2 separate regions of the Homo sapiens genome follow, and region 1 is linked to region 2. Evidence: chromatin contacts called from ENCODE Hi-C or POLR2A ChIA-PET data. All regions are on one chromosome and are shown on one strand. The core of a region is the stretch at or near the end of the contact, and the rest is flanking DNA. Distances in the headings are between cores, read along the strand shown.

Region 1 (5,698 bases), core at 2,677-5,176, 150 kb before region 2:
CTCAATTTGCTGGGCTCAAGTGATCCTCAAACCTCAGCCTCCCAAGCCTGCCTAGTTTTTATATTTTTTGCAGAGATGGGGTCTTGCTGTGTTGCCCAGGCTGGCAACTGCCTTTCAGTGACAAAGCACTGGACTGAAGAACATGATATACAATGTTGATTTTCATAACAGTGCTTTTTTAATGACAAAAGAGGTTTGTGACAGTCATGGTTTAAAACTTTCTTTCTTTTATTTTTTAGCATACATAATGGTGATAGATGAGTGAAATTGTATCAGTATTACTCTTCCTTTATGGGATTGTGAGAATTTTCTGGAATAATTATTAAGAAACCATTTCCACTTGTGGCAAGTAAGAAATAGCAAGGAGCACCCCATGTCCTGAAGACTTCAAGGACAAGAATCAACCAAAGACCTGTAAATGTCTGTCCTTGGTCTGATGAGCTGTGGCTTGTGTCACCCATGTTATATACAAGGTGTAATGATAATGGAACAAGACTGGATTTCATCAACCAGAGTAGAAATCAGGGTTATTTAGTTGGTTTAGCAAAGATCTATTCAATTTATGGAGCCATCTCTCTGCTCAGCCTCAGGGCAGTGTCACAGTCAAAGAAATTTTTTAATAATTTACATTCTTTACTTGCATTTCCTGAATACTTTGAAGGAGATACCAAGACCACAAAGGGAGATATGAACATTGCCCATCGTCATCCTCCTCCCCTCTCCTGTACTTCCTCCCTCATTGCAGCAGCTACTGCTTCACATCTTATCAATTTCTAGGAAAACTCTTCTCTGAGGTAGTGTTTCTCTTCTCTTTCCCCTTATCTCCCTGTTCTCCATCAAAAAGATCTAAGATCTACCTTGGGGATGGGGCAGAAAGCCAAATAGAACAACTCAGAATTCTCTTTGGCACAAGAAGAAAGGGAATGACAGGGAACCTCCACACATTAATTCTTTTCCTTCTGACACACATGCAAATTAGTACTGTTTATTTCAAAATAGTGGCCTTGAGGGGCTCCAGCTTTTATACCAATACCTCAAACATCCTGGGATATTCACTTTTGAAACAGTCTCAGAAACGACTGTGACGAAAATCCATTGCATCCTTTTGTGGTCACATTTCACAGAGCATAGCTTCCCCCTGGCACCCCTGTGACTTTCAGGACTTACATCTTTAAGTGTCTCAGCCCTCCATTAATTTGTGCTGAAAGAACTGACAGGCGAGGGACTTCTCAGAAGGCATTGGGGCTACTGGTGACGGTCAATAATGCCCGAAGATCTCTGGCTGTGACATAGGTTGGTACAGGAGATGGATGAAAGAGGAAGGAAGAAAACAAACAAAAAAAACATACATAGAAGAATAAGACAATGGGAGTAAAGAGGGGAAGGCAAAAAAGAATGGCGGAAAGAATTTTAAAAAGAAATACCTGCTGAAAACAGAACAGTTTATGATGCAGATTCTTCAACCTCCTAATGTAGTTAAGCATTTTACTCTGGTTTATCACAGGTTCCCAGCCACCTGGTGAAAGGGACTAGTGAGAAGTGGGGGTGAAGAGAAGGTGGCAGGTAAGAGAGACTGCCCAGGGACACTAGCGTCGGGTTTTGTTATATACCAAGAAGTTGCCCTGTTGATTAAACTCTGCTCAAAGAGAGTTGGAATATGAAGCAAGATACTCAATCTATCAGTAAAGAAATCAACAAGTCTTTTCTTTCCAAAATTTTGATGTCACAAGCCATTATCTGCAGCAGGACATTTGATTATAATAGAATTAATTGTCATATCACAAATAGTGGATTAATGAATGAAAGATTGGACTAAGTGAGTGGAGGGGCCACTATTATCACTGAGAATACAGTTTGATTAATAGAAAGAAAGACTGGGAGCTAGGTACAGTGGCTCACACCTGTAATCCCAGCCCTTTGGGAGGCCGAGGTGGGCAGATCATCTGAGGTCAGGAGTTCAACACCAGCATGGCCAACATGGTGAAACCCCATCTCTACTAAAAATACAAAAATTAGCCAGGCGTGGTAGTGCACGCCTGTGGTCCCAGCTACTCGGGAGGCTGAGGCATGAGAATCGCTTGAACCCAGGAGGCAGAGGTTGCAGTGAGCTGAGATGGTGCTACTGCACTCCAGCCTGGGTGACAGAGTGAGACTCTCGTCTCAAAAGAAAGAAAGAAAGAAGAGAGAGAGAGAGAGAGAGAAAAGGAAGGGGGCAGAGGGGAGGGGAGGAGAGGGAAGGGAGACTGGGAAACAAAAAATCAGAAAGAAAAGACCACTTTAAAGAGAGAGATGGGTAGAAAAAATTGATTTAGAGAACTTAAAAAATACTTTGAAGACAATGTACGTAATGATATAAAAAGGAAAAAACATCAATTTTCTACCCCTTCTAAATGTTACTGATGGAATAGGCAAGAATCACTCCCACATGTGGCTACCACATGGACATTGGTGCGTGTGGGTGTGGGTGTTTTTAAACAATTGAAGTTACCTGAGGTAAGTACCTGGTATTATTTCACACTGGACATTTGCCTTCAGAGTATAAAACAAATTACATGGCTAGTGATGGACCCGGAAGTTACAACTGACTAATTTTCACCTTTAGTTCTAATATGATTTTTAAAACAAAAACATATAGTAAATTTGTATAAAATCTTGGAATTTTTTTCATCTTTTCTTTCTATAACTGACACCCAGGAGCAAGCTGGCGAATTAATTTGAAGTTTTGGCATCTTGTATATTATTATTTGATTTTCTTTTTTCTTTTTTTCTTTTATATTTTACTCAAAGATCCAGCAGAAATGAATATTATTTTAGTTTTTAAGGCAGCCTCTACTATTGCATCAGAGATACTGAAACCTCCAAGAAAAATTAAAAGATTGTTTCTTATGAACTAATAGATATGTCTTATTAATATTCTACTCAACATTTTAATGTATGAACTTTGTTTTTATAGACTAGTTCAAGACCAGAGTCTATTAGTAAAAACAGATTTTACAGAAAAGTGAAAAATGATAATCTATAAAGATCATTGGAAAAAATGTGCTCTCTGATAGGTGGTAACATGTGCTAGTGTTTCTTTTATTAATAAATTAGATATCTGAAGAGGAATACAAAAGATTGTCAAAGGCTCATGCACACATTAAAATATTTATCCCTGGCTTTCATTTCATAAGCTGAAAATGTCTAATTCATATAAAAATAAAATGTTAATACACCTATTATCATCTTGGCACCTTGGTACTTAGATTTGTTATGTTTATGTAGGCAAGGGTTCACAATCTTGACTGCACATTAGAATTATCTGGGGAATTTTTTAAATAAATTTTGATGCCCAAACAGAAGCCCAAACCAATGAATCAGAATCTCTCAAGGGTAAAAGATGGTATTTTCAAGGAACCTCAGGTGATTCCAAACACACCAGTGAGGTTGAGATCTACCAATTTTAGCAGTTCCTGATCAAGCCTCATTTTAATTACCATCTCTGTTAGAGTCATTTCCTCCTCTGCACTAAAAGAAGAGCACAAAGCAGATTGTATCATTGCAGCTTATGCCTGTGTTTCATTGTTTTTTTAATCTTCAGTACCTGATAGCTGCTCAAACATGAATGAATAAATGAACGTACTTATTTCCAACCAGGACCATGGAGAAAGGCTGCCACCATTTTAAAGACAGCAGATTCATTTAGAGCACATTGAGAGATGATCTGACTCATTTCGTTACATTACGCAGCTCTGAGTCACCTGGCACTTTCCCAGACAAAAAGTTTCAGAATCTGATGTTTCAGATCCTCATCCAATAGACATTTTTATCCCAGGAGCCAAGGCTGAGAATGCAGCTGACAGAATCAGTACAGGGCTTCTCTTAGGGAAGCGGTGGGAAGTCCCTGCTGCTCTGTGCTTATGTAACCATATGTTGTACAAGCATGACCCATAGAATGTGATCCAAACACTATATTTGTCTTGCTCCATCATTTTAAACTCTTATCAGTGGAGACAAACTTTTCTTGTTCATGGAGAGTCTTGGGCCACTCTCAGTGTTAGTCACTTTTAGTTGTAAAACAATCCTATTTTAGAAAGTTAATATAGTTGGTCTCACATAATAATAAAAAATCCAAACGTGAGATCAGGGCTAAACCATCACCTCTTCTCCAGCCTGGGCTTGTGTCGAAAGCCTGCATGTGGAAGGAGTTTGTGATCCTTCCGTTCTCTCTTTTCTCCCAGCTCACCTGTGCCACCTGTGATTTCTCTCTGGCTGGGGTCAAAATAGGGAGAGGGAGGAAAAGGAAGAAAATATGACACTGTTACTTGGCTGAACTTGGTAATGGTTGAAGTGGGAAACCTTGGATGAGAACAAGAGAGGGTAGCAGTTGATTCTTTTCTCATGGGAGATTTCATGGGTTCTTCAGAGTTTCTTGCTCTTCCCTTGACCTGGGCTGATCATGCTCTCCTTTGGGTGGTGCAAGGAAGGAAAAATGCTTTCTTCTACCTTTCTGGAATCTGTGACTGGTCCAAGAATTTAACTGAAATAAGACAGAATAACAGGCGAAAAAAAATTGAATTGTGTCTGCACACACAGGAGACCCACAAAAATATAAGACTCAAGGAAGGGGTCAGATGATTGAAACTCATATATTATCAGGAGCTACAGAGAGGAATAGGGGTTAGAATTTCTGGGTGGGAAGATGGGTGGAGACAAATTATGGGAAGAGGAGAGGAAATGTATGGTGAATAAAGGTTGTCGTGTGGTGCAGATAAGCGTCTCTCAGGTGAGAAAAGTTGTCTAGGAGTAGCTCTCTTTCTGGTACTGATATCTTTAGTAATAAAAGATATCTTTAGTAATAAAAATGTCTTTAGAAAATTCCTTTAGGCTGGGCGCGGTGGCTCACGCCTGTAATCCCAGCACTTTGGGAGGCTGAGGCAGGCAGGTCACTTGAGGTCAGGAGTTCAAGAACAGCCTGGCCAACATGAGGAAACCCTGTCTCCACTAAAAATACAAAAAGTAGCCAGGTGTGGTGGCACGCACCTGTAATCCCAGCTACTCGGGAGGCTGAGGCAGTAGAATCGCTTGAACCTGGGAGGTAGAGGTGGCAGTGAGCTGAGATCACGCCGGGGCAACAGAGTGAGACTGTCTCAAAAAATAAAATAAAATTCCTTTAAATGAGAAAACTTATGCTTTAGTTTAGGCAGCTGAGGGGAAAGTAAAGGGCTTTTCCTTTGTTGGCTCATTCTCAGTTGCCTTTAGTTCAAAATAATTAATATGCCAAAGTAGCATATTTTGGGGTAGCACTTTCTGAACTCTTTCAATGGCCATTTGTGACACTTTCTTCACCTCAAGATACATAGGCCCCTCCAGGCAGCCTAGTTGACAAAAAGAGCTCCTGACAAAGGCTCTCTTCTTTGGCCAAGCTTGAGTCAGGCTGCCTTGGGTCTTTTCTGACTAGGCCAGACCTTGGGTTTCCTTCTCTGTCTTTGTAGAATCCAGTTAGAGGAAGAATCCTGCTAAGTCAGGTTAGTGAAAATTCTCCACACTGGGTATCTGACCACCTTCAATATCTTACCCTGGCCTGCCTTAAGCAAGAATACTTTTTTTTCTTTTTCTTTTTTAAGACAGGGTCTCTCTATGTAGCCCAGGCTGGGATGCAGTGGCTATGCATAGGTGTAATCATGGCACAATACAGTCTTGAACTCCTGGCCTCAAG
Region 2 (6,257 bases), core at 3,758-6,257:
CTTTTATACCCTGATGAGGGTAACGTGACATGTTCATAATTTACTGGGCTTTAACTTTTTCTTGAAAGATGTTTGACCTTTGGTCTATCCAAATCTTTAATAATGATCATTGTCATGAGTTTCTACTGTATATTGCAAATTGGTTTACAGATCAGAATTTTGTAATCATTATGAATTAAACACTTAATAACTTTCCAAGTTCTGTTACATGTCTTTAAGCCAGTATTGATTAATGGACTTTTAGTCAAGTGTTTGACTATGTAACTGCCAAGTAAGAAACTTACCAACTCAGTTCCATTACTGTGTTTCTCATGCTTCTAAATACTCTTACTAGAAAACAGTAGGATACTAGTTTATATAAACACCTCTCATGATATTAAATTGCATGTTGCTTGGGAAAAGGTTTGTGGGATTTATTTTAGATGTCTGACTATAAAAGCATTTAAGATTCAGAGAGGCCTAGCATGTAGTTATCCATTTAAAAAGTATACCAGAGATATGTTTGTAGGGCAAATTTCAAGTCCTTACATCTCAAGTTTTAAAAAGTAGGATGCATCATGAAAAATCTGTCAAAAGCATTTGAAAAAATTGATATTCTTTTTATGATGGGTATGGACTTCTAATTCAATTCAAGATTTCTACCTATGTTGAGCATCTACTTGGTATCAAGACTTTTTCTAGGTGATTGGGACACATCAGAAACAATGGTCCTTGCCCTCTTGAATAGCTTGCATACTATTCTAGTGGGAAGGGGAACAGAAATAAGCAATAGGTACAATAAATTATTGAGTAGCATGTTAGAAGATAATATATGCTATGGGAAAAATTAAGGGGAATTGAGTGGCTACCATTTGAGAGTGATCAGGATAGGCCTGTTGAGCCAAGACTTGAAGAAAGTGATGGAGATAACTTTGGGTGCTATGCTGAAAATAGATAACAAGGATAGAATCAGGGAGACAAGTTAGGAGGCCATCATAGTAATCCAGTGGGGGGATATGATGGTGATTTGGATCAGGGTGGTAATGAAGGAAGTGGACAGAATCCAGATGTAGTTGAAGGCCTAACCAGTAGGATTTCCTGACTAAATGTGTAGATTAAATATTGGGAGAGAAAAAAATTACTACAAGGCAGGCATGATTCTACACACTTGAAGGCCTGGGGCAAGAGTACAATGGAGATACCGTATGTTTAAATATTTAAAAGTACTGTTTAATGAAAATATGCCCAATGTGCCTGTCTTGACAAACTTTCATTAGAACTGGGAAGCCAGGTTTGTATTTATGCCAGAATATAACTTGCGGGCAGAGCTGACCCTCAGCCCATGAGCCACCTTCCTTTTCTTCCCACCCCGGCTCTGAACTGTATGGCAAGGGGCCTCCTGCACATTTACTTGGATGCCATAACCAGTATATTCGAACTGCCCTATCCCCCTAACACATCAGTGCATGCAATGATGATGTAATGCATTTCCTGGAACAGCTGGGGCTATTCTGGGCAGGGTATTTGGGGTCTTGAGTACCTAGAGTGTAGTGCAGAATGAGTATGCTCTCTAGATTGACATGTCATCTTGACTCTAAAGCACTCAATCCTAAAGCTCAGGGCCTTGGATAAGGGCCTTTCCTGGCCTGGTGTAAGGGCAGTACTGATCTACGGTTTTTAGTTTGAGCATCTGTACAGAGGATTGCTGTCAACTGAGAAAGGGGGCTGCAGGTAGAGTAGGTTAGAGTGAGGAAAATAGTTTGGGAGCTCATTCACATGTTTGATTTCTTAGACTACACAAGCCGTACTGTAGAGAAGTGTAAATGGAGAATTTTCAACTTATAGTAGCACTCACTGGCCTGGAATTGATAAAAACTGAAGGCTGTTTTTCACTATAGTTAATTCTAACCTATAAACTGGAGCAGTTCCATGTAGGAATTTGTTAAAACCTATTGTGTATGAATTACAGACTCCTCTGACCATCCGAGTGTTCTTTTTCAGTTTTTTTTTTTTTTTCCTATGACCTAAAATCCCCTCAGACTTAAACCTTTAGTGAACTACTCAGTAAATGGCTTTACTAGTAAGTGTTCCCTTGCCTGGTATGTTTATTATTTTTTAACTTCAGTGTTTTATTCTTCGGCAGTAAGCAGTTGGATATAAGTTGGGGGTATAAATTTGGGACTCTGGCATATAGATGTTATTAAAAGTGATGAGACTGGATATCAACAAGGGAATGAGTGTAGATAAAGAAGAGAGCCAAAGACAAAGACTTGGGGCATTCCAACATTAAAAGTTTGGAGAGAAGAGAAAGCACCTCATAGAGGAGACACTGGAGATGTAAAGGAAAACTGAGTGATGTCCTTGAAGCCAAGTGATAAACTTTATCCAAGAGAAGAAAATGAACTGTCCAGTGCTGCTGATAGATAACTTTATATTGCCAGCTGTAAAATGTACTTTCAATTAGCCATTTCAAATTTGTTTACCAAAGCAATGATTTTGTTGGCTAGTTTTCTAAACTTCAGTAACTTTTCAGTGACTTGTAGGTTTTCATTGCATATACAGCTGAATTTTTTTTTTTTTTTAAACAGGGTCTTGCTGCCACCCAGGCTTGTATAGTGGTGCGATCCTAGCTCCTGCAACCTTGAACTTCTGGGCTCAAACAGTCCTCCACCTCAGCCTCCCAAGTAGCTGGGGCTACATGGCGCATGCCACCACACCTGGCTAATTTTTTTTTTACATTTGTAGAGGGAGGCCTTGCCATGTAGCCCAGGTTGGTTTCAAACTCCTGGGCTCAAGGGATCCTCTCACCTCAGCCTCCTAGAGTGTTGGTATTACAGGTGTGAACCACCATGCCTGGCCCAAAAGTTGTTTTTTTTTTTTTTAAGTTATTTTCTGTAATGCATTTTCTGTGAATTTATTGTCTTAAAAATTGGCAAATATGGCCATTTTGACATATTTGCCAAATATGAGCATATGGCAACTATGCTCTTAATTTGTTAAGTCACCAACTGTTGGTGGTAACTGTTGAAATAACAAGAGCAAAGTTATCACCAATCTACGGGATCCTTACACTACTGATATTTTCAATAATGCACCGTAGTCAGACATTGTAGACTTAACCTCTGAGCTGCTCACAAAATTACTAAATCATTCTGAAATACGTAACTGCAAATTCTGGGCTTTAAAGTCTCTAGTTAAATGGGTGATTTTGAAAATTGGTGGCTGTTCAGACATTTTCAAATGAGAATAGAATGCATTTGTTTCAGACTGATAAACTGCAGAAGGTTAGATAACACCAAACACATTTGAGTTTCTCCTAAGAAAATGACTTGGGCCTCCAGATTACATCTCATTTTTTTTTTTTTTACCCTATCAAGTTTGTTTTTCCATATGAAATGTCTTTCCCAACTACACCTGCCCTTGGAGACTGTGAATAACAGACTTAAAGGAAGTATCCTTTCCAGATGAGCTGAAGAATGTCATCCTCTTAAAAGAATGAACAGCTGGTCATGTAGAAATTCTCTGGAATGCTCACTTGTCCTACAAAGGCAGGGGAGCAGAAAACATGTAGTTTTTTTGTTATTGGTATACATAATTGTAAATCTTCGAGATAATTTTACTAGAAGTCCACATAATTTTAATAATTGCCTTTCTCCTGAAAAGATTGCTAATAAATTAACAATGTGAAGGCTAGAAAGCTGGCCAAGCATAATCCGGTGGGACTCAGGATTGCTGGCTGGATTGTCCCGTTTGATCAGACATTGTTTCTTAGATGAATATTCAGGACGCCCTCGTGTATAAAAGTTGTCCTTTGTTCTGACTACCTTGGTATTAAGTTCGAATTTCTTACCATGACACACAAAGGATTCGATTCTTGCTTAGCTCTCTAAGCTCCTCTCACTTTCTCTTCCCCTCTTGAATTCTTTGCTCTTGCCACACAACTAGCAGATGAACTAATCTATCTGTTCCAACGTGGGCACAGTAGCAGCCGTAACTCTTACCTTGGCCCACTCTGACTTGTCCAGCCCTGGTTGAATTCTTCGTATCCCCGTGAGGGTCCGCACGTAGTTGGGGCTGTTTACTAAACGGATGAACTTCCCTACCGGGAGGCTAGGTCTCGGTTATGCCTTACTTCCCAGGAAGCGGCTTCTATAGGCATTGTTTAAATGTAGGAGTAGGAGGGAGCTGGGGGTATTGCATTCCCCAGGTCACAGATAAATGAGATTCCAAAACCAAGATCTGGCTAGGCCTTGGAAAGAGGGACCTGCGAGGCCGACCAGACGTTTGGAACTGCGCCTTGCAGTGTGGGATCTCAGCACCGGATATTACCCCGGTTTGTAGAGAGTTGAGTTACTGTTTTAAGAGACGTTGCAAACCGTACGGGTCAAGAAGAAAGCCGAAGACGGGTTAGCGCCTGCGGTCGGGGTCGAGAAAAGCAGGCGAGATGCGACCTGACGTGGGTCCGCCTCTCTCCACCCGTGGCAAGCCCGACAGTCGCACTATTGCTTTAACAATCGCCCTCTTTCCAAGAAGAGCTACTTAGTGACCGTGAGCGAATATGCGTGGGAAGACACGATGTCCTCTCGGCCTCTGTGCGCTCAGTTGTTTACCTAGGCGTCCGGGGGAGGCACACTCGCGGGACTCGCGGGACTCGGCCCCGGCCTCCCAGCTCGCCCAGGACACGACGCTGGTTCTGCGGGCTCTCGGAGCCCAGCGCGAATCCCCCGGGCTAATTCCCAAGAACCGAGAGGCAGCACTGCCTGGAGGCTGCCCCCGCCTCCGCGCCCCCGTCCTCACTTTCTGAGGCTGTTAGCAGAGAGTCCCGCGGGCCGGGGAGAAGCGGGACGCGGGGGATGGCCTCGCAGCGCCCTGTGAGCGTCGGCAGTAGTCAGGCAGCCAGGGCTCCTTGGGCGATCGCCCTGGGTAGAGGAGAGGAGTTTCCGGGGCTCGGGTCCGGGTCGCCTTCCAGGGGAACGAGCGCGGAAGCAAGTGGGCGGCGAGAGGCGGAGCAAGAGACGCTGGAGGGCGTGGACGCAGCGGGCTTTGGAAAGGCCCCAAGTTAATGAGGCGTGCGCCGGCTGCCGAGCGCCTCTTGGAGCTGGGCTTTCCCCCGCGGTGCGGGCGCCAGGAGCCGCCTTTTCCGCTGGGTGTCACTCGGGGGTGGGGAAGATGGCCCATTCAAAAGCGCCGCGAGGGGGCCCGGCCAGTGCCCTTCAGTGAGCGCTCGCAAGAGGACGGCAGAGGCCCGGCAGCTCGGAGCTCCGGGACCTTGTGGCGCATCAGGACGCGGCTGTCCCTCTGCCGGGACCCAGAGCCGCCGCCGCCGCTCTGCCTCCTGCGTGTTAGCCTCCTCTGCGCGCTCCGGGCAGGCGGCCGTGGGAGCCGCTGGGGCGAGGACGGCGCGAGGCTGCTGCTGCTGCCCCCGGCCCGCGCGGCTGGAAACGGAGAGGCCGAGCCAAGCGGCGGCCCCTCTTATGCTGGGAGGATGCTGGAGAGTAGCGGCTGCAAAGCGCTGAAGGAGGGCGTGCTGGAGAAGCGCAGCGACGGGTTGTTGCAGCTCTGGAAGAAAAAGTGTTGCATCCTCACCGAGGAAGGGCTGCTGCTTATCCCGCCCAAGCAGCTGCAACACCAGCAGCAGCAGCAGCAACAGCAGCAGCAGCAGCAGCAACAACAGCCCGGGCAGGGGCCGGCCGAGCCGTCCCAACCCAGTGGCCCCGCTGTCGCCAGCCTCGAGCCGCCGGTCAAGCTCAAGGAACTGCACTTCTCCAACATGAAGACCGTGGACTGTGTGGAGCGCAAGGGCAAGTACATGTACTTCACTGTGGTGATGGCAGAGGGCAAGGAGATCGACTTTCGGTGCCCGCAAGACCAGGGCTGGAACGCCGAGATCACGCTGCAGATGGTGCAGTACAAGAATCGTCAGGCCATCCTGGCGGTCAAATCCACGCGGCAGAAGCAGCAGCACCTGGTCCAGCAGCAGCCCCCCTCGCAGCCGCAGCCGCAGCCGCAGCTCCAGCCCCAACCCCAGCCTCAGCCTCAGCCGCAACCCCAGCCCCAATCACAACCCCAGCCTCAGCCCCAACCCAAGCCTCAGCCCCAGCAGCTCCACCCGTATCCGCATCCACATCCACATCCACACTCTCATCCTCACTCGCACCCACACCCTCACCCGCACCCGCATCCGCACCAAATACCGCACCCACACCCACAGCCGCACTCGCAGCCGCACGGGCACCGGCTTCTCCGCAGCACCTCCAACTCTGCCTGAAAGGGGCAGC

The links. Hi-C counts contacts between places; a loop is a spot of excess contacts on that map. ChIA-PET counts read pairs that join two places held with the same protein, here RNA polymerase II (POLR2A). Pooled maps may share reads with other maps.
Region 1: a loop to region 2 is called in a pooled map, with 5 times the contacts of the local background. The contact joins the enhancer-like site here to the promoter of PHLDA1 in region 2. A Hi-C loop is called at or near these places in 6 of 50 pooled maps. POLR2A ChIA-PET finds 5 or more read pairs at or near these places in 2 of 52 experiments (GM12878 and activated CD4-positive, alpha-beta T cell).

Annotation. Positions count from the first base shown.
Region 1 is chr12:76,181,726-76,187,423 of GRCh38, reverse strand. No RefSeq gene overlaps it. Among named protein-coding and RNA genes, the nearest start is that of LNCOG, 75 kb to the left of the region's middle. Within about 2 kb of position 3,926, at least 4 of the 41 ENCODE cell types and tissues checked have a DNase peak (open chromatin) inside an H3K27ac peak, as active enhancers do.
Region 2 is chr12:76,030,526-76,036,782 of GRCh38, reverse strand. PHLDA1 (pleckstrin homology like domain family A member 1) reads left to right here and starts at 5,007. Exons shown (of 2, transcript NM_007350.3): 1 at 5,007-6,257. The coding sequence starts at 5,042. The coding sequence ends at 6,247. PHLDA1-AS1 (PHLDA1 antisense RNA 1) reads right to left here. Exons shown (of 2, transcript NR_186034.1): 1 at 6,189-6,257; 2 at 5,405-5,872. PHLDA1-DT (PHLDA1 divergent transcript) reads right to left here and starts at 4,970. Exons shown (of 2, transcript NR_185978.1): 1 at 3,981-4,970; 2 at 2,394-3,519. It overlaps NAP1L1 (nucleosome assembly protein 1 like 1), which reads left to right. Exons shown (of 15, transcript NM_004537.7): 15 at 1-198. RefSeq lists an enhancer at 4,852-5,101 and a silencer at 5,322-5,471.